Linked DNA regions of Homo sapiens: region 2 is linked to region 1. Evidence: read pairs that join two places in POLR2A ChIA-PET (ENCODE). Cell type or tissue: CD4-positive, alpha-beta T cell. All regions are shown on one strand. Each heading gives the region's core, and the rest is flanking DNA. Links, peaks and the distances in the headings are about the cores only. Region 1 has its middle 24 kb from the start of PPP1R21. Region 2 overlaps LOC105374593 (a long non-coding RNA gene).

Region 1 (8,805 bases), core at 2,897-6,896:
TTAGCCGGGCATGCACCTGTAGTCCCAGCTACTTAGAAGACTGAGGCGGGAGAATCGCTTGAACCTGGGAGGCGGAGGTTGCAGTGAGTCGAAATCGCGCCACTGCACTGCAGCCTGGGGGACAAGAGTGAAACTCCATCTCAAAATAAAATAAAATAAAATAAAATCGGATACATAAAGCAAGAGTGACAAAAACTTGATATTCCAGAACTTGGGTGGTAGGTATGTGGGGATTTATAGTTCTTTTCACTGTTTTGTGTATATTTGAAAAATTTCAAAATAAAAAGAGAGGCTGCCTTAGGTAAACAAAGACAGTATATAATACCCACAGTGTCAAAGCAGAAAGTATATGGACGCTCTCAAAAGTTATTTCTCTTATCAGACCAACTCTCCCTGCTTTCTTCCTGCCTTGGCTGATGATTTACCTTTTATTAAAATTCTCACATTCCAATACCTTGATTACTAATGGTTATATTAATCACTTTTATTTCATATTTCAATCAACAGATCAACATTTATTATTAGCCATGAATATGTGCCGCTGAGAACGTCCGGAAACCTCCTCCTCCTCCCGTTCTCCGTTCCACCCAGAGGAGTCGCTCCCCAGAACGGTCCTTTCTGCCTGGTAGAACCTCGTATCACCACCAGGGGGCGTGCCATCACTGAATTTGCTCCGCGGCTGCTTCAGGAAAGATAAAATCAGCCCCGCAGTCTGAGTAACTGGTTACCAGGGTTTCGGCGCACCCAGGACCGGTGTTTGTCATTGTTTAGGCACGTCTCTGGTGACTTCATTCCACTATACCCAAGTCTTTTTGGGGAAACAATTACCCTATTTGAACAGAACAAGTAAGGCAAATTGGTAACTGGAAGATGACTAGGTGCTTCTACAGGATGTGTTGGGACATCCTGTCTTCCCCTGGGGCTTAGCTTTGGGTGTGGACCCTTCCTTCTCACTTGATGGTTGGGAAAGGATACCCCCCTCTCTGCAGGGGCACAGCCCCTTCTTTGTCCTGGATAGGCCTGGCTAGCAGAGCAGGAGTGAGCTGGCCCGTGTGGACAGGGGCGTCACTGGGGACAGACGAGGGGCCTCGACCTTCAGAAGCCTCTGTGGCAGGGAAGACCCCGAAGATGGCGGGACCGCTCTAAACTGCCAGGCGCTCTGCAGGCTCGGGCGCCCATTCTCTTGCACACCCCTGGGCCTCCCGTTCCCTCTGGCCATGCACTGAGTGCCTGCTGGGCTCCAGGCCACCTTCCTGCTCCGTGAGCCAGGGCTTTAGAGGACACAGGGCTTGAGCGGGAGGATGAGAGAGGGAGGGCTTCTCTCAATCGCAGATCTGATCCTGCCACTTCCCGCTCAAGAAAATCCTTTAGAGGGGGCAGCTTCGGATGGCTCCCTGTGGCCTCCAGTAAAAAGCAGAAGCCCTGTCATGGCCTAGGGGCCTGCACAATCAGCCCCTCCCTCCTCGGTGCCACTCTGCGCTGCCCGTGTTCACTGCCCTCCAGCCCGGGCGGCCTCTCGGTCCCCACTGCCCTGTGCTCACCGAGATGCTGTTGGCTCTGCCTGAAGAGTTCCTCTCCTGGACCCCTCCGTGCTCCCAGCCAAAGGCCTCCCCTCAGGCATTCTTCCTGCATCCTGAGCTTTTCCTTGGAAGCTTCTGCCACAACCATAACCCCATGCTTCCGACTCCCCCACTAGACTCTGAGCAACACAGAAACAACAGCATTTCCATAAAACCTTTTGAAAAACTGAAAATACTCTACGCATCCATCACGACCTCAAGCAGTGAACCAGGTAGCTGAGGCTTTGCTTTCCAAGAAGACTCCAAGGAAAGTGGCACAAAGAGAAAGAAAGTATTTGGGAATGAGAACCCTTCCTGAAGCCTTGGCATCACACCACGGTCAGCAGTCTTCTTTCCCTGTGTGTAAAGCTGACCCTAGCCAGGGATCAAGGGAGATCAGAGCTTATGAAAGGCAGGAGTAACGGCTGAGCAGAGAAGTGGCAGGAGCATGATAGTCATAACCAGACTGCTCAGAGCATAGAGTCCAGAAGCACCCCTTTTGCCTCCCTCTATGATATCTCCCAGTCCCTCCCTGCTCTAGGCCTTCCTAGCAGAGCTATCACCAAAGGGGGCCTCTGGAGGAGAAAAGGAATCAATGTGAAAAATTAAATTCTGGCTACTGTTCCTCTATACATTCATATGTTCATTTAATAGACCAATGGGGTGGTGCATGTGCCAGGCACTGGGATAGGTGCTGGAGATGGCTTTGAAGAGCTCAGACATAGCCAGCTGATGGGGGAGGCCATTAGTAAGAAAATCATTATGGTGCAACAGAAGCACTTTAGCAGCTTCATGTACAAAGAGGACTCCACTAACATAGAGGGACAAAAGCCTGGACCTTCTGGGGATGGAGAGGAGGAAGGCAGGAAGGTGCTAAGTTTAGGGAAGATATACAGAGCAGGTGGGCATTTGAAGATCAGGTTAGCCGGTCAGCCAATAAATGCTTACTGAGTGCCTTCTGGGTGCCAGGCACCCTTATAGGTGCTGGAATGCATCAGGGAAGAAAACAGGCCCTGCCCTCATGGAGGTGGTATTCTAGTGGGGTGGCGGGGAGGGATGCCGCGCATAAATATGAATAAAAAATAGAATAAGTAAGTGCATTCTATAGCGGGTTAGAATGCTGTGGGGAAAATAGAACAGTGTAAGGAGGTCAGGAGAGTTGGAGAGGGGTTTAGCATTTTTGGGGAGGTGGTCAGGTAAGCCTCAAGGAGAAGGTGACATTTGAGCAAGAACTTACCATAAGAGAAGGAATAAGCAGAGCCCAGGTATGGTTACCTGGGGGAAGTGATCCAGACATGGGGAGCAGCCAGGGCAAAAATCCCTGACGCTACAATGTGCTGGCATGTTTGAAGAGCAGCAAGGTCAGTGTGACTGGAGCAGAGGGCAAGGAAGGAGGAGAGAAGGTCAGATTGCAGAGGGCCTTGTGGGGAGTTTTAAAGACCTGGACTTTGACTCTGAGAGAAATGTACCATCATAGGAGCAGCGGTATGCTGGCCAACTAGGTCTCAGAAAAATAAAAATAAAAAGCCCTGGTTTGTAGCATTTGCCAATTTCTGTGGTAAATCTCCCACCTTGGCCTATTTCAAGCCATGAGTGTGGCATTCCTGACCACAGATAGGGGAGAGATGTGCAGGATTGGCCCTCACTAACTAATGCTTGCCATTCCAGCCCACCTCTGCTTTGGAGAATTCTGAGCAGAGATATGACATGATCTGACTGTGTTGCAAGGAGGTCACTCTGGCTGCTGTGTTGAGAGCATACAGGGGGCCAGGGAAGCAAGGGCAGAAGCAGGGAACATTTAGGAAGCTCTTGCAGTGATTCAGGTAAGAGAGGACATGTTCAGAGATTAGGTATTCACTACCAATATGGTGACTCAAAGGCAGATTCTAGGTGTTTTCTGAAGGCAGCATATAGAAGCCCACCTGGATGTCTTGGCAGACAGGATGTGGGTTATGAGAGGAGAGCAATTCAGGGTGGCTCTAAGCTTTGATAGAAGTTTTAGGGGGAATGGGAGGAAAGGCATTCTAGGCATAGGGTACAGCATGTGAAAAGCCACACACATAAGCATACATTCTATTTGGGGACAGAAATGAGGAGTGTGGCTGTTGAACCAGTTATGTGAGCAGAGGGAGCAGATAGGGCTGGTAAAGAGGGTCCTGTTCAGGTGTACCCCAGACAGGAGCCAGAACTTCCAGGCAGTTTTGAAGATATTCCTCCTCCAGGACCGGGAGGAAAATTCTTTTTTTTCTTTTTTTGAGATAGGGTCTTACTTTGCTGCCCAGACTGGAATGCAATGGCATGATCATGGCTCACTGCAGCCTCCACATCCTGGGCTCAAGTGATCCTCTTACCTCAGCCTTCTGAGTAGGTGGGATGACAGGCATGCACCACCATGTCTGGCTACTTTTTAATTTTTTTGTGGAGATGGGGTTTCGCCATATTTCCCAGGCTGGTCTTGAACTCCTGAGCTCAAGTGATCCACCTGCCTCGGCCTCCCAAAGTGCTGGGATTACAGGCATGAGCCACCGCACCTGGCCCCACAGAGTCTTTCTGCACAGCACTTGCAATTGTATTCCAGGTGGATCTTGAACTTCAAACCCCATCTATGCCACAGAATAGTTATTACTTACTCAGATGCAGTCTTGGGATGTTTTTCCTACTTAGATGTTTTGTTTTCCCAGTTAGCCTGGTAGTGTGTGTTCAGGGGCTGACCTAGCCAGGGCTGAACTCACAGAGGCTCTCAGGGATATTTATTGTATTCAGATGACCCAGGCTCCAAAAAAGCAAAGAATAGATATTCAATGTTCACGCTCAGGGTCTGAAGGGGGTATCCATCTGTCTCCACCAAAGATGGAATTCCTTTAAAAGGACCATAAGTGTGTGTGTGTGTGTGTGTGTGTGTGTGTGTGTGTGTGTGTGTCTTTGTAGGTATGTCTGTTTTTGAGGATTAAACATATTAATAACAACTCTCATTTATTAGATGCCTACTGGGCACCAAGAACTTGATATTCTTATTGAAGCCTCACAACAACAACAGTGCAGTGAGGAATGTAATTATGGAATCTCTGATTAACAAGCTGGTCATTAGAATGACATGTGACTCCCTGATTCATTTTATCTTTGGAGATATTTGATGATTCTTACAGCTTATTTATTTGCAAAATAAATTTTATGAATTTATCCCCCTTACAGTTTTTATGAGCTTGCAAGTGTCTGTAATTCAAACCCAACTATGCATGATAACTAAGATTAATTTAAAAAAATACAAATGCATGTCTGCTTTCAAATGTTTGTAATGAATGGTAATATTAATAGATGGATAGCTCTAAGCCAAATGATTTTACTAAAAGAAAATGCTCATTTGAATAACTGCTAGATCATGAAGAATAAATCTTGAGCTAAAAGCAAAATAATGATAATAATGTCAGTTACAAATGTGTATTCTATGTGCTTTGGTAATTTGTCCTAAACTTACCCTTAGGAACACAAGTCACAAAATGCTTCTGTTGCTATGTTGATGCTCAGGATTGTAGAGAGACTTGCTCTGTCCTTGACTCCCTTCATCTACCTCTTGCCACACAGAGAAAGTCACACAAGAAATACAGCTGTCTCCATCCTCCACGTGGCATGAGCTGGGGCCAGGGCTCTTTGCAGTTCAGGTGGAAATCCCCAGGAAACAGCCCTCATAGACCAACTCTAAGCCAGGGTCAAATGAAGATGAGTCCTTCAAAAACAGTTGCTATTCCACAGTGCTGCTTGTGTGTACTGAGGGGGTTGCGATTGCATTGCTGACTGACCCTCACTTCCTTTCTGGACCTGAGAGCATTTCACAACAACAAAGGGTTTTCTAAGATAAAGATTCCAAAAAGCTGGAAAAGAGCCTCTGGCAGTCATGGGGTCGGTCATCAGATGAGCACTTCACTCAAAGTGTCCTTAGAAATAGTGACACTTCTGTTGATGTTTGGTTTCTGTCACCCTGGCAACAACTATCTCTAAATAATCCCTCTCCTGGGGGTACTTCTGAAAAAGAGTTGGGCAAAGGGCTGAGGGAGGAGGTTTGGCCATATTTTCCAACCTGGCGTGAAAGTGCTGAAGACTTTTCTGGGGAGAAGGTGAAGATTTAAATGGCCCTGCAGTGATTTGTTTATGGTTTATCTTTGTGTTTTACACTCCTCTCACTCCTACAAGGGATCAACAGGAAGTAGGCAGAGCTCCCAGAGCAGCTCTACCCACAGAGTAGGCATTCAAGCAGCATCTGTGGGTTGCATGGGATGGAGTGACATAATCTTAAAGGCGTTATAACATTTCTTTTTCAGTTGTTTTGCAGATGAGGAAACAGACAGAGAGGTTAAATTACATGGCCAAAGTCACAAAGCAGCTGAACCACAGAGCCCGCCCCAGGGCTCCTGAGCATCAGCTGCTCCAGCATGCTCCCAGTTCAGCCCAGCCAGCTGAGGTTCCTGAAGGGAGCACCGGCCTGTGGGTTTGCACAGGGCTCTCTGCCCCCAATGCTCTGCCTGGGCCAGGCTCCATAGGAGACACTGGCGCTTTGTGTCGCCCTCCTTGGCACAAGATGAAATCAGGTGGTCCCCATTCTTCCTGCCACACTCCGCCAAATCTATCTGAACACATTTCCTGTGCACAAAGCCAGCTTGCCAATTATCTGCTCCAATTAAGGAGAGAGAGATGTGGTTAATTCAGTCACCCCAGCGAGCTGACCAAGGCAAACGGTGAGGTTGGTATCACTGGCCGCAAGTCCTCTCAGTGGCCCTGTGCATGCTGCTTCCCTTGGCACTCCTTCCTACCCCCAGATGGCCAGTGTGGTTTCTTCACCTCCCCCTCTTTCCCTTTCTGAGCGCCTGGAGTTCCAGAGCTGTGTCGGCCCTGCCTCCCCCATATCAACAGAGAGTCCTATCCCAATCTGTGTCCTCTAATAAACTAGTGTGTGCAGAACAGTTCATGGAAGATCCTGGATTAATATTTAACCCTCAGAGAGAATTAGCTCTCAAATGACATTGCATAGGAGGCATCTTTTGCATTTGTGTCCAAACCCAGGCTTGCCATTGATGAATGTAAAAATCACTCCTGTTTTATTTGAAATACAGACCCCAAAGGCTTAGCTCGCTATTGTCAGTCCTTTCTGCCTCTTAGCACTAAAGCAAAGAAGGCAGACAAAGGGCTGAGTGTGTATTCATTGGTATCAGTTAGAACAACAGGCATGGTCAAGAGCAAAGCTCTCTCCCCGCTAAATTTGTAGGGCAATTATTATGATCCTGCAATTAAGTTTATAGATAATATAATCTACCTACACATAACTTCTCAAAAATAGAATCAGCGTAAGGCCTTCCCTGGAAAGATGCAAAGGAGAAATAAAAGGGAGTTAATTTATAATAAAGTAATATGTATTTCAATAAGGAAATGCTTAGAACTAGCTACCCGAGAAGATGTGATGAAGGAGTCAAATTCTATACTTATTCATACATCCACCATAAACAGGACAACTATAAACACAGATTAATACAGGTGTGTTATACTGAATACAGCTAGTGTTGCCAATGCTAATATAACTCTGTAAAAGGTGAACAAATCCTAGTAAAGGTCCAAAAAGCAAAGTTCAAGATTTATTTGTTTTATGTAACAGTTAAATTCATGGAAAATTAGGTATGTCTGAATCCACGCAAAAAATATGTTGTTTTTACATGGAAAATATAGTTAGGTTCAAGGCACAGGTAATTGATTATCAATATTTTGTTGTTGTTGCTTTGAACCCACATGAACATCTGGGACGGTACCTCCTAGGCTCTCATCTATTAAATCCAAGTAGTTTTCCTATTCATTGTGACAACCAAAAATGCAATCTCTCTAAAAAAAAATTCCAAAGTGCCCTTAGTACAGTGCCCTTCAACCCATGGAAAGCCATTCATTAGCAATTACCTTTGGTCATTACTACAGAGTCCTCAACTGACAATAGCTTAAACAAGATAGGGGTTTGTTTTTCTCTCAAATAAGATAAATTTGGCAGTTAGCAGTCTCAGGTTGGTGTGTCCAAGCCTCCTACCTTTTCTGCTTTAACACCCCTATTTAGCGTTGATTTCCATCTTCAAATCCATGGTAACAGAATGGTTGCTGAAGCTCCAACCATTGCATCTGTGATCTAGGTAGAAAGAAGTAAAAAAGGAGGAAGGCAGGAAGAGCAAAGCCACCTAGTAGATGAATTAACCTCTTTTAGAAGTATCCCTGGAAGTCCCACCCAACAACTCTCTTTATATCTCATTGGCCATCCCAGTCCTCAAAGCAGGCCTGGAAATAGAACTTTTTAGTTAGGTGCTTTGCTGTCTCTAATAATATTGGCTCTATAGTGAGAAAGCCAAAGTGAAGGGATATTGGGTAGGCAGCTAGCCATCTCTACCACATTGTTTCACCCACTGACAATGTCTGGGGAACCTCCTGCAGCCCCCAAACACAGATTCAACTCACAGGTTCTAAGAGAGGTAGGCAATCTTTTGGGTTGCTTGGGTTATGGGCTCAAGTTCCTGTGTGCTTCAATCTTAGGCTGCTATTTTATGCAAGGGAGCAGAGGGAAGGATCTAGTCACCATGATCCATTGTGACTAGATCCTGGTACTAAACTAAATCTTGGGACAGCAGACCCATCTGAGGATAAGGGGCTCAAAATCCCCCAAATTGCTTGAGTCTCTTCTGTGAGAAATCAAGATGCCAGTGTTTTATTTAGCCTCTCACACTTTTGACTTTAGTCATTCAAACGCATATAAGTTTGTGTGTTTTCCAGAGCTTGCACCAATCCTTTTGGAATTCTCCTAGGGTAGTTCTGCTCAGTTTTGCAAACATACAATGCAGTATGCCAGGGATGCAAGATGAAACCAACAAGTTCCCTTTTCTGGAGAGCTTACAGTCCAGGCATGGGGCAAGGGGAGAGAGTGGGAACACAGACAGGCCAGTGCACTCTGAAGTCAGTGCAGAAGGAGGAATGTGTCAAGCAGTGTCTGTCCATGACAGCCGCACAGTGCCATACCTAGAAAGTGCTCAATACATAGTTGTATTTTGACTTGTAATTCTTCTCTGTAATGCCAGGAGAGGACTCTGTTCTTTTCAGAGCTGAGGTTTCTTGGGCTGAGGAGTTACAGCTGCATCTATTGCTAAATGCTCTGTTTTCCCTTCCATTTTATTCCGTCAACTATGCCTAGAAAAAAATTACTGAAATATGTTTTTATTTTATTTCTGCAAAG
Region 2 (8,805 bases), core at 2,920-6,919, 260 kb after region 1:
GATTTCACAATTCATATCAAACTCCTCCTCTTTCTCTGGTCTCTGGAAGGAAACAGACTTCATCAATGAAGAGGGCTATTTATAAGAAGGAAAGAATATGGAAAACTTGTTTGAAAAGCAGTCATGAAGTCTGGCATCAGAGATATTTGATGGATTCTTTTGTACTCAAAATTAATGCTCTGAGGAGAGGAAAAGCCAATGAATGCAAAGGTCTGAGCATCAAATAAACAATTCTCATGGTTGGTCTTGATATTTGATGTCAGATAACTTTCAATGAACTAAGCCTCCAATTTCTTTCTTAGAGCAAATAAAAAATCTGTTCTCTATAGACTTTAACAGATGGAAAGGAAATATACTGAGTTATGTAAAATGCTAACTCTAAAATCCAGTTATTCAAAGGCTCATAGAATTTCAAGTAAAATTCATACGTTTTGCGATACCTGATCATTGGCATTTACAGACTTAATGTTTTCTGCCTCAACTATCTTTGGGTGATCTTGAAGTTTCATGTAAGGTAAAACCTTATCATTTTGTGAGAGCACAAATTTGAATAAATTGTCATAATTTTGGGTATCCAGTCACTATAGAAATCCAGAAGGTATGCCTAGCCCACTGCCTTGCAGCCTCACCTCAATGTAATCTTGATATTCTCCATCAGTTGCATTTGTCGTATACAAATGCAGAGGTATACAAATTCTCTTTTGTTTTACAAAGGGTCCTGCAAAGAAAGACAACATCCAGTCCTAATGTTTTTGAAGAAAAGGTGAAAAATCTAAGAAAGTGATTGTTCTTAGCCAGACAATAACTCTGGGATAGAGCCCATTGTCAAATTCTCCCTTGTTTGAGGCTGATGTTGTAATAAGTTTCCCATATATGCTCTGAAGAAACAAAAAGAAAGAAGAAAGAGATTTATGAAACTGTTTTAGTAATTTTGGAGGCTAGGGCACAACTACTTTTCAAGTGAGAAATAAAACTTCAGAAATATACAAAAAGCCTTTAACTGGTAGTTGAGGAAATGAACTGGAAATAATCTCTTTTCTCAGAAGTGGGACTTAGAAGAAGGGCTGTACAAAATGCCTATGAAGCAATAGGCAATATAACTTCTACTGCTGCATTGAAGTACCAAAAGTAAAAGTTGGTTTAATAATCTGCAAAATATAATGGTAAGACAGAGGTGGCTTCAGTTAACCTTCATCACAAGCTGAAGAAATCCATACAGTAAACATGCCCTAGCATATAAAAAAGTGTTAAATTCACAAGTACTCTGTCTACTTTTTAGTCTGCCAAAGTAATTCAAAGATAATTACTTTGTTTGAGAAATACATTTAGTGTTATCTTTATGCTAGGAAATGGATAAACTTGCAAAGGAGACAAAAGACAGTTGTCAGTCATGGGTTTTGTTTGTTTTTTTTTTTTTTTAGTTAATACTTAACAATTACACATATATAGGGAGTAAGTGCAATATTTTGATACATGCATACAATGTGTTATGATCAAATCAGGGTAATTAGAATATCCATCACTCAGACATTTATCATTTTTTTGTGTGGGGAACATTTTAAATCTTTTCTTCTGGCTATGTTGAAATACACAATAACTTTTTGTCTATTCACGCTACTGTGCTGTCGAAAACAAGAACTTCTTATTTAACTTAGAACACATCTAATTGTACAGTTGTACCCATTAATCAAGATTTCTTCACCTCCTTCTCTTCTCAGACTCTGGTAACCATCATTCTACTCTCTACCTTTATGAAATCAGCATTTTTAGCTGCCACATATGGGTGAGAACATGTAATATTTGTCTTTCTGTGCCTGGCTTATTTCACCTAACACAATGACCTCCGGTTCCATCTCTCTTGCTGCAGATGACAGGATTTTGTTATTTTTACGGCTGCATAGTATTTCATTGTGTATATATACCACATTTTCTTTATCCATTCATCTACTGATGGACATGTAGGCTGATACCATAACTAATATTGTAAATAGTGCTGCTGTAAACATGGGGGTGCAGGTATCCCTTGGATATACTAATTTTCTTTCCTTTGAATAAATACCCAGTAGTGGGATTGCTGGATCATATGGTAGTTCTATTTTTGCTTTTTTGAGAAACCATACTGTTTTCTTTAGTGGCAGTACTAACTTACATTACCACAAACAAGATATAAGAGTTCCCTTTTTCTGCATCTTTGCCAGCATTTTTCATTTTTTCTCGTTTTTGATGATAGCCTTTCTGACAGATGTGAGATGATATCTCATTGTGGTTTTGATTTTCATGTCACTGATGACTCGTGATGTAGAACATGTTTTTTCATATACCTGTTGGCCATTTGTATGTCTAGTTTTGAGAAAAGTCTGTTCAAATCATTGGATCACTTATTTAGTTGTTTTTAGAGACAGGGTCTCACTTTGTAACCCAGGCTGGAGTGCAGTGGTGCAATCATAGCTCACTGCAGTCTCAATTTCCTGGGCTCAAATAATCCTCCTGCCTCAGCCTCACAAGTATCAGGGAAAGCAGACATATACCACCATGCCTGGCTAATTTAAAAAAATTTTTTGTAGAGATGGGGTCTCCCTGTATTGTCCAGGTTGGTCTCAAACTCCTGGCCTCAAGCAGTCCTCCTGCCTTGGCCACCAAAATTGTTGAGATCACAGGCATGAGCCACCATGCCCACTTTTTAATGGGATTATTTGTGTTTTTGCTATTGAGTTGTTTGACCTCCTTATATATTCTGAATGTTAGTCACTTGTTGGAGAAATAGTTTATAAATATTTTCTCCCATTCTATAGATTGTCTCTTCACTCTGTTGGTTGTTTCCTTTACTGTGCAGAAGTTTTTTAGTTTAACATGGTCCCATTTGTCTATTTTTGTTTCCGTTGCCTATGCTTTTGAAGTCTTAGCCATAAATGACTTACCTAGACCAATGTCCTAACACGTTTCTCCTATGTTTATTTCTAGTAGCAGTTGAGTTTTGAATCTTATGATTTAATAAGATTTAATAAGTCTTTAATCCATTTTTGAGTTGATTTTTGTATACGGTGAGAGATACAGGTCTATTTGATTTTTCTGCATATGAATATCCAGTTTTCCTAGCACCATTTAAAAAGGATGTCCTTTCCCATTGTATACTCTTGGCACCTTTGTCAAAAGTCAGTTGGCTGTAAATATGTGGATTTATTTTTGGGTTCTCTGTTTCATTTTCATACCAATGCCATGCTATTTTGATTGTTACAACTTTGTAGTATATTTTGAAGTCAGATAGTGTGATACCTCCAGCTTTATTCTTTTTGCTTAGTATTGTTTTTGCTATTCAGGGTGTTTTGTGGCTCCATATGAATTTTAGGATTGTTTTTTCTATTTCTGTGAAGAATGTCATTGGTATTTTGATAGGGATTGCATTGAGTCTGTAGATTGCTTCAGGTAGTATGGTCATTTTAACAATATTAATTCTTCCAGTCCATGAGCAAGGGATGTTTTTCAATTTGTTTGTGTTCTCTTCAATTTCTTTCATCAATATTTTTTAATTTTCATTGTAAAGTTTTTTGCCACCTTAGTTAAATTTATTCCTAGGTAATCTTTTTAGCTGTTATAAATGGGATTGCTTTCTTGATTTCTTTTTTCAGTTAGTTCATTATTGGTATATAGAAAGTCTACTGATTTTGTATGTTAATTTTGTATCCTGCAACTTTACTGAATTCATTTATCAGTTCTAAGAGTTTTTTGGTGGAGTCTTTAGGTTTTTCTCTATATGAGATTATGTCATTTGCAAAGAGGGCCAATTTGACTTCTTCTTTTCCAACTTGAATGTTTTTTATTTATTTTTCTTGCTTGATTGCTCTGACTAGAATTTCCAGTACTATGTCAAATAGGAGTGGTAAACGTGGGCATTCTTACCTAGTTTCAGTTCTTAGAGGAAAGGCTTTCAGATTTTCCCCATTCAGTATGATGGTAGCTGTGGGTTGGTCGTATATAATCTTTATTATGTTGAAGTATGTTGATTCTATGCATGATTTGTTGAGAGTTTTTATAATGAAGGGATGTTGAATTTAATCAAATGCTTTTCTGCATCTATTGAGATGACCATATGGTTTTTGTCCTTCATTTTATTAGTGTAATGTATCATGTTTATTGATTTGCATATGTTGAAACATCCTTGCATCCTTGGGATAAATCCCACTTAATCGTGGTGCACTATCTTTTTGATGTGTTGTTGGATTCATTTCCTAGCATTTTGTTGGTGATTTTTGCATCTGTGTTCATTAGAGATACTGGCCTGTAGTTTTCTTTCTTTTGCTGTGTCCATGTCTGGTTTTCATATTGGAATAATGCTAGCCTTAGAAAATGGGTTGGGGAGAATTTTCTCCTGTTCAATTTTTTGGAGTAATTTGAGAAGAATCAGTGTTAGTTCTTCTTTATAACTTTTGTAGAATTCAGCAGTAAAGCCATCTGGTCCTGGGTTTTTCTTTGTTGGGAGACTTATTATTGATTCAACTTTGTTACTCATTATTGGTCTGTTCAAGTTTTCTATTTCTTCTTCGCTCATTCTTGATAGGTTGTATGTGTCCAGGAATTTATCCATTTCCTCTAGGTCTTCCAATTTGTTAGTGCAGAGTTTTTCATATTACTTTTAAAAGATCATTTGTATTTCTGTGGAATCAATTGTGATTTCTTCTTATTCACTTCTGATTTTTTTTATTTGGATATTCTTTCTTTTTTCTTGGTTAGTCTCGCTAGCAGTTTACCAATTTTATTTATCTTTTCCAAAAACTAACTCTTCATTGCATTGATTCTTTGTATTTTTAGGCTCTATTTTATTTAGTTTTGCTCTGGTCTTTATTATTTCTTTCCTTCTACTAATTTTGTGTTTGGTCTGTTTTTACTATTCAAGTTTCTTAAGGTGCATCATTAGGTTGTTTATTTGAAATCTTTCCACTTTTTTGATATAGGCATTTGTTACTGTAAACTTCCCTTTCAGCACTGTTTTTGCCGTATCTTATAGATTTTGGTGTGTTGTGTTTCTATTTTTATATTTTCATGGAATGTTTAAATTTCCTTCTTAATTTCTTTATTGACCCAGTGGTGTTTCAGGAGCATGTTACTTAATTTGTATGTATTTATACAGTTTCAAAGTTCTCCTTGTTATGGATTTCTAGTTTTAGAAATTGTGATCTGAGAAGATACTTTATATAATTTTGATTTTTAAAAATTTGTTAAGACTTGTAGTCTAACAAATGGTCTACACTAAAGAATGTTTCATGGGCTGATGAGGGGAACATTTATTCTATAGCTATTGGATAAAATGTTCCATAAATGTCTATAAGATCTATTTGGTCCACAGTGCAGATTAAATTCAATGTTTCTTTGTTGATTTTCTGTCTAGATGATCTGTCTAATGCTGAAAATGGGGTACAGAACTCCCCAACTATTATTGTATTTGGGTCCATCTTGCTCTTTAGCTCTAATAATATTGGCTTTATATATATGTTTAGAATTGTTGCATCCTCTTGCTGAATTAATATCTTTATCATTATATAATCACCTTCTTTGTCTCTTTTTATGTTTTTAGATTTAAGTCTATTTTATCTGACATAAGTATAGCTACTCCTGCATGCTTTTGGTTTCTGTTTGCATGGAATTTTTTTTTCCATCCCTTCATGATCAATCTATGTGTGTCTTTACAGATGAAGTGAGTTACTTGTAGGCAGCTATAGTTGGGTCTTGTTTTGTTATCAGTTCAGTAGTCTGTATATTTTAATTGGGAATTTTAAACCATTTACAGTCAAGGCTGTTATTGATAGGTGAGGACTTACTCCTGGTATTTTAATTGTTTTCTGATTTTTTGGTATGTTTTTTGTTCCTTTTTTCCTCTTTTATTATTTACCTTTACAATTTGGTGGTTTTTTGTAGCAATCATGTTTGAGTCCTTTTTCTTTCTCTTTTGTGAGTCTGTTGTGCCAGTGAGTTTTATACTTTTGTGTGTTTTTAGGATGGCAGATATCATCCTTTTGCTTCCAGATGTATGACTCTAAGCATTTATTGTAGAGCCAGTCTAGTGGTGATGAATTCCCTCCATTTGTGCTTGCCTGGGAAAGACTTTATTTGTCCTTCATATTTGAAGAATAGCTTTGCCGGATATAATATTCTTGGCTAACAGGTTTTTTGTTTTCTTTTTTTTTTTTTTTTTTTTTTTTTTTTTAGCACTTTGAATATATCACTCTATTCTGTCCTGGCCTGGAAGGTTTCTGCTGAGAAATTCTCTGTGACTGTAATGGGGATTTCCTTATATGTGACATGATGATTTTCTCTCACGGTTTATAGAATTCTCTCTTTGTCTTTGACTTTGACGTTTTAACTATAGGGAGCCTTGGAGAATCTTTTTGGGTTGAATCTATTGGGAGATCTCTGAGCTTCCTCTCTGGATCTCTATATCTCTTACAAGGCTTGGGAACTTTTCATCTATTATTTTGTTAAATAGGTTTTCTATGCCTTTGCCCATCTCTTCTTCCTCTGAAAATCCCAAAATTTGAATATTTGGTCACTTTATAGTATTGCTTTATATGTCATTAGGCTTTCTTCATTTTTAAAATTCTTTTTTTTTTCTTCCTTCCTTCCTTTCTTTCTTTGTTTCTGTTGTTGTTGTTGTTTGTTTGACTGGATTGTTTCTAAGTTCTTCCTGAACTTAAATTTCTGAATTCTTAATAAACTTGATCTAGTTTATTGTTGAAGCTCTTAATTATATTTTTATATCATTCATTAAATTCTTCAGTTCCACAATTTCTGTTTGGTTCTTTTTTTATAACATCTATCTCTTCATTAAATTTCTCATTTAGATCATGAATTGTTTTTTTTTAATTTCTTTGTAGTATTTATCTGTACTCACTGAGTTTCTTCAATATTATCATTTTAAATTCTTTTTCAGGCATGTGAAAGATTGTCTTTTCCTTGGGATCAGTTACTAGAGAATTGTTTGTTCCTTTGGATGTGTCATGTTTGCATTCTTTTCATGTTTCTTGTGTTCTTACATTGATATCTGCTCATCTGGTTTAATAGTCACTATTTTCAATTTTATGGGCTGGCTTTCTTAGGGAAGTGCTTTTTCTGTAGATACATTTACTACAGAAAACAAGGTCCTTTTGCTTTGGTTTTGGGTGGGTGCAGTAGTGTAGTTTCCATATGATTTCTTTGGCTGTAATCAGCATCAGTGGCATCTGTGAATTCCTCAATGGCTCAGGCTGCCAGTTGTTAGTAGAGGCTGTGGTAAGGCTTTTCTGGGGATGGGAATGCCAGGAGAGCCAGTCCTTAGGCATCAGTGGTGGTGGTGGGTTGGGCATACCAGGCTTCAGGTCCTCAAGTGGCATATGCTGGCATCACTGGAGGTGGATCCAGGCAGGTTGGTCCTTGGGCCTTCGGGTTGCGCCAAGTGGTGTATGTTGGTGGCAGCAGTAGCAGGGCAAGTGGCTGGGTTGTTGGGTCTTTCGGTGGCATTTGTGGTGCTGGTGGTAGCAGTAGCAGTGGTGAGCCAACTCTCAATCCCGTAAGCAGCATGCATGGGCACCAGTGATGGCAGTGACTGGCTGGGTGGGCTGATGCCCAGGTCCCCAAGTGGCACAAACAGGTAGGTACTGGTGACAGTGATGGCAAGTTGGGCAGGCTGGCTACTGGGCCTCTGGTACAGCACATGAATGCTGGTGGTGGGCTGGGTGGGCTCATCCTTAGGCCCCTGTATGATATGCATGGGTGTCAGTAGCAGTGGGCAAGGCAGGCTGATCCCCAACCCCCAGACAACATGCATGGGTGGCAGCGGCAGTTGAAGTGGATCAGGCCCCTGAACCATGTGTGTGCATGCCAGCAGTGGCAGACATGGTGGATCAATTTACAGGCCCCTGGATGACATGCATGGTTGGTGGTGGTGGGAGCAGCAGTGCGAGGGGTGGACCTGTCCTCAGTCTCCTTGGTGTGTGCAGGCACCAGCAGCAGGCAGGGTGTGTTGATTCCCAGGCCCCTGCACAATGCACTCAAGTTCTGGCAATGGTGGTAGTGGACAGGGTGGGCCTTTCCTCAGGCCCTGGGATGGTGCATGGGCACGCCAGTCATCAGGCTTCCTGAAGGTGCATGCAGGTGCATGATATCCCTGTTGCTAGAGGGAGTCAGGTTTTTTTCAGTTGTAGTGGCCCTGGGAAGGTGACTTTCAGGTTCTGGTGTGGGCACACTTTGGATCCCTTTGTCCCAGGAGCAGCTCCCTGGTGCACTGCACCATCCATTCCCCAGGGTGTGAGACATTGCATGGGCTAGAGTGCCGGGGACCCAGCTACACTTCTGGATCCATTCAGCATTGCAATGCTGCAGTCCTGTGAGTAGATGTGGGGAGATGTCAGCAGGACTTCAGGGATGTACAGATGCAGGGCTGTTAGGCCCCAGGGCAGGATACAGTCTGGTGGGGGTTGGGCTCTCAAAATGGCACCATGCTGCAGCTGCTTGCATCTCTGGAGTATATGGGACCCAGCATGAGCTCCCTTTCTGGAACAGCGCTGTCTTGTGGACTCCAGTCTCAGGGCCCACAAGGGCCAATGGGCTCTCCTATAGCTAGGACTGCAGGAATCCATGGTGGGAGTGTGGCCCACTGGGGCTTTCTCGCTTTCCTTTTACCTGCCTTGGAGAATTCCTCCTAGCTCTGAGCCAATCCTGGCTAGGCTGGCTGCTTTTCTTCCCTCTCCTTCCTTGCCTCAGAAGTTCCCTGCAACTTCCCTGATGAATTCCAGTATTCTCTCTTAGACACTCTATTTGAAGTATGATTATCGACTC

Evidence for each region. ChIA-PET counts read pairs that join two places held together with the same protein. Peaks named below come from ENCODE experiments on the same cell type or tissue, not always from the same donor. Only the 100,000 strongest peaks of a DNase experiment are listed, where the experiment ranks them.
Region 2: POLR2A ChIA-PET joins it to region 1 with 7 read pairs; 2 of 35 experiments call an interaction of 5 or more read pairs at or near these places.

What each region holds. Positions count from the first base shown.
Region 1 is chr2:48,412,759-48,421,563 of GRCh38, reverse strand. No RefSeq gene overlaps it. Among named protein-coding and RNA genes, the nearest start is that of PPP1R21, 24 kb to the left of the region's middle. In CD4-positive, alpha-beta T cell, for the core only: no CTCF peak of the experiment used is centred there; DNase peaks (open chromatin) are centred at 5,213 and 5,873.
Region 2 is chr2:48,155,220-48,164,024 of GRCh38, reverse strand. All of the region lies in intron 2 of LOC105374593 (a long non-coding RNA gene), which reads left to right. Among named protein-coding and RNA genes, the nearest start is that of FOXN2, 160 kb to the left of the region's middle. RefSeq lists an enhancer at 7,246-7,745. In CD4-positive, alpha-beta T cell, for the core only: no CTCF peak of the experiment used is centred there; no DNase peak of the experiment used is centred there.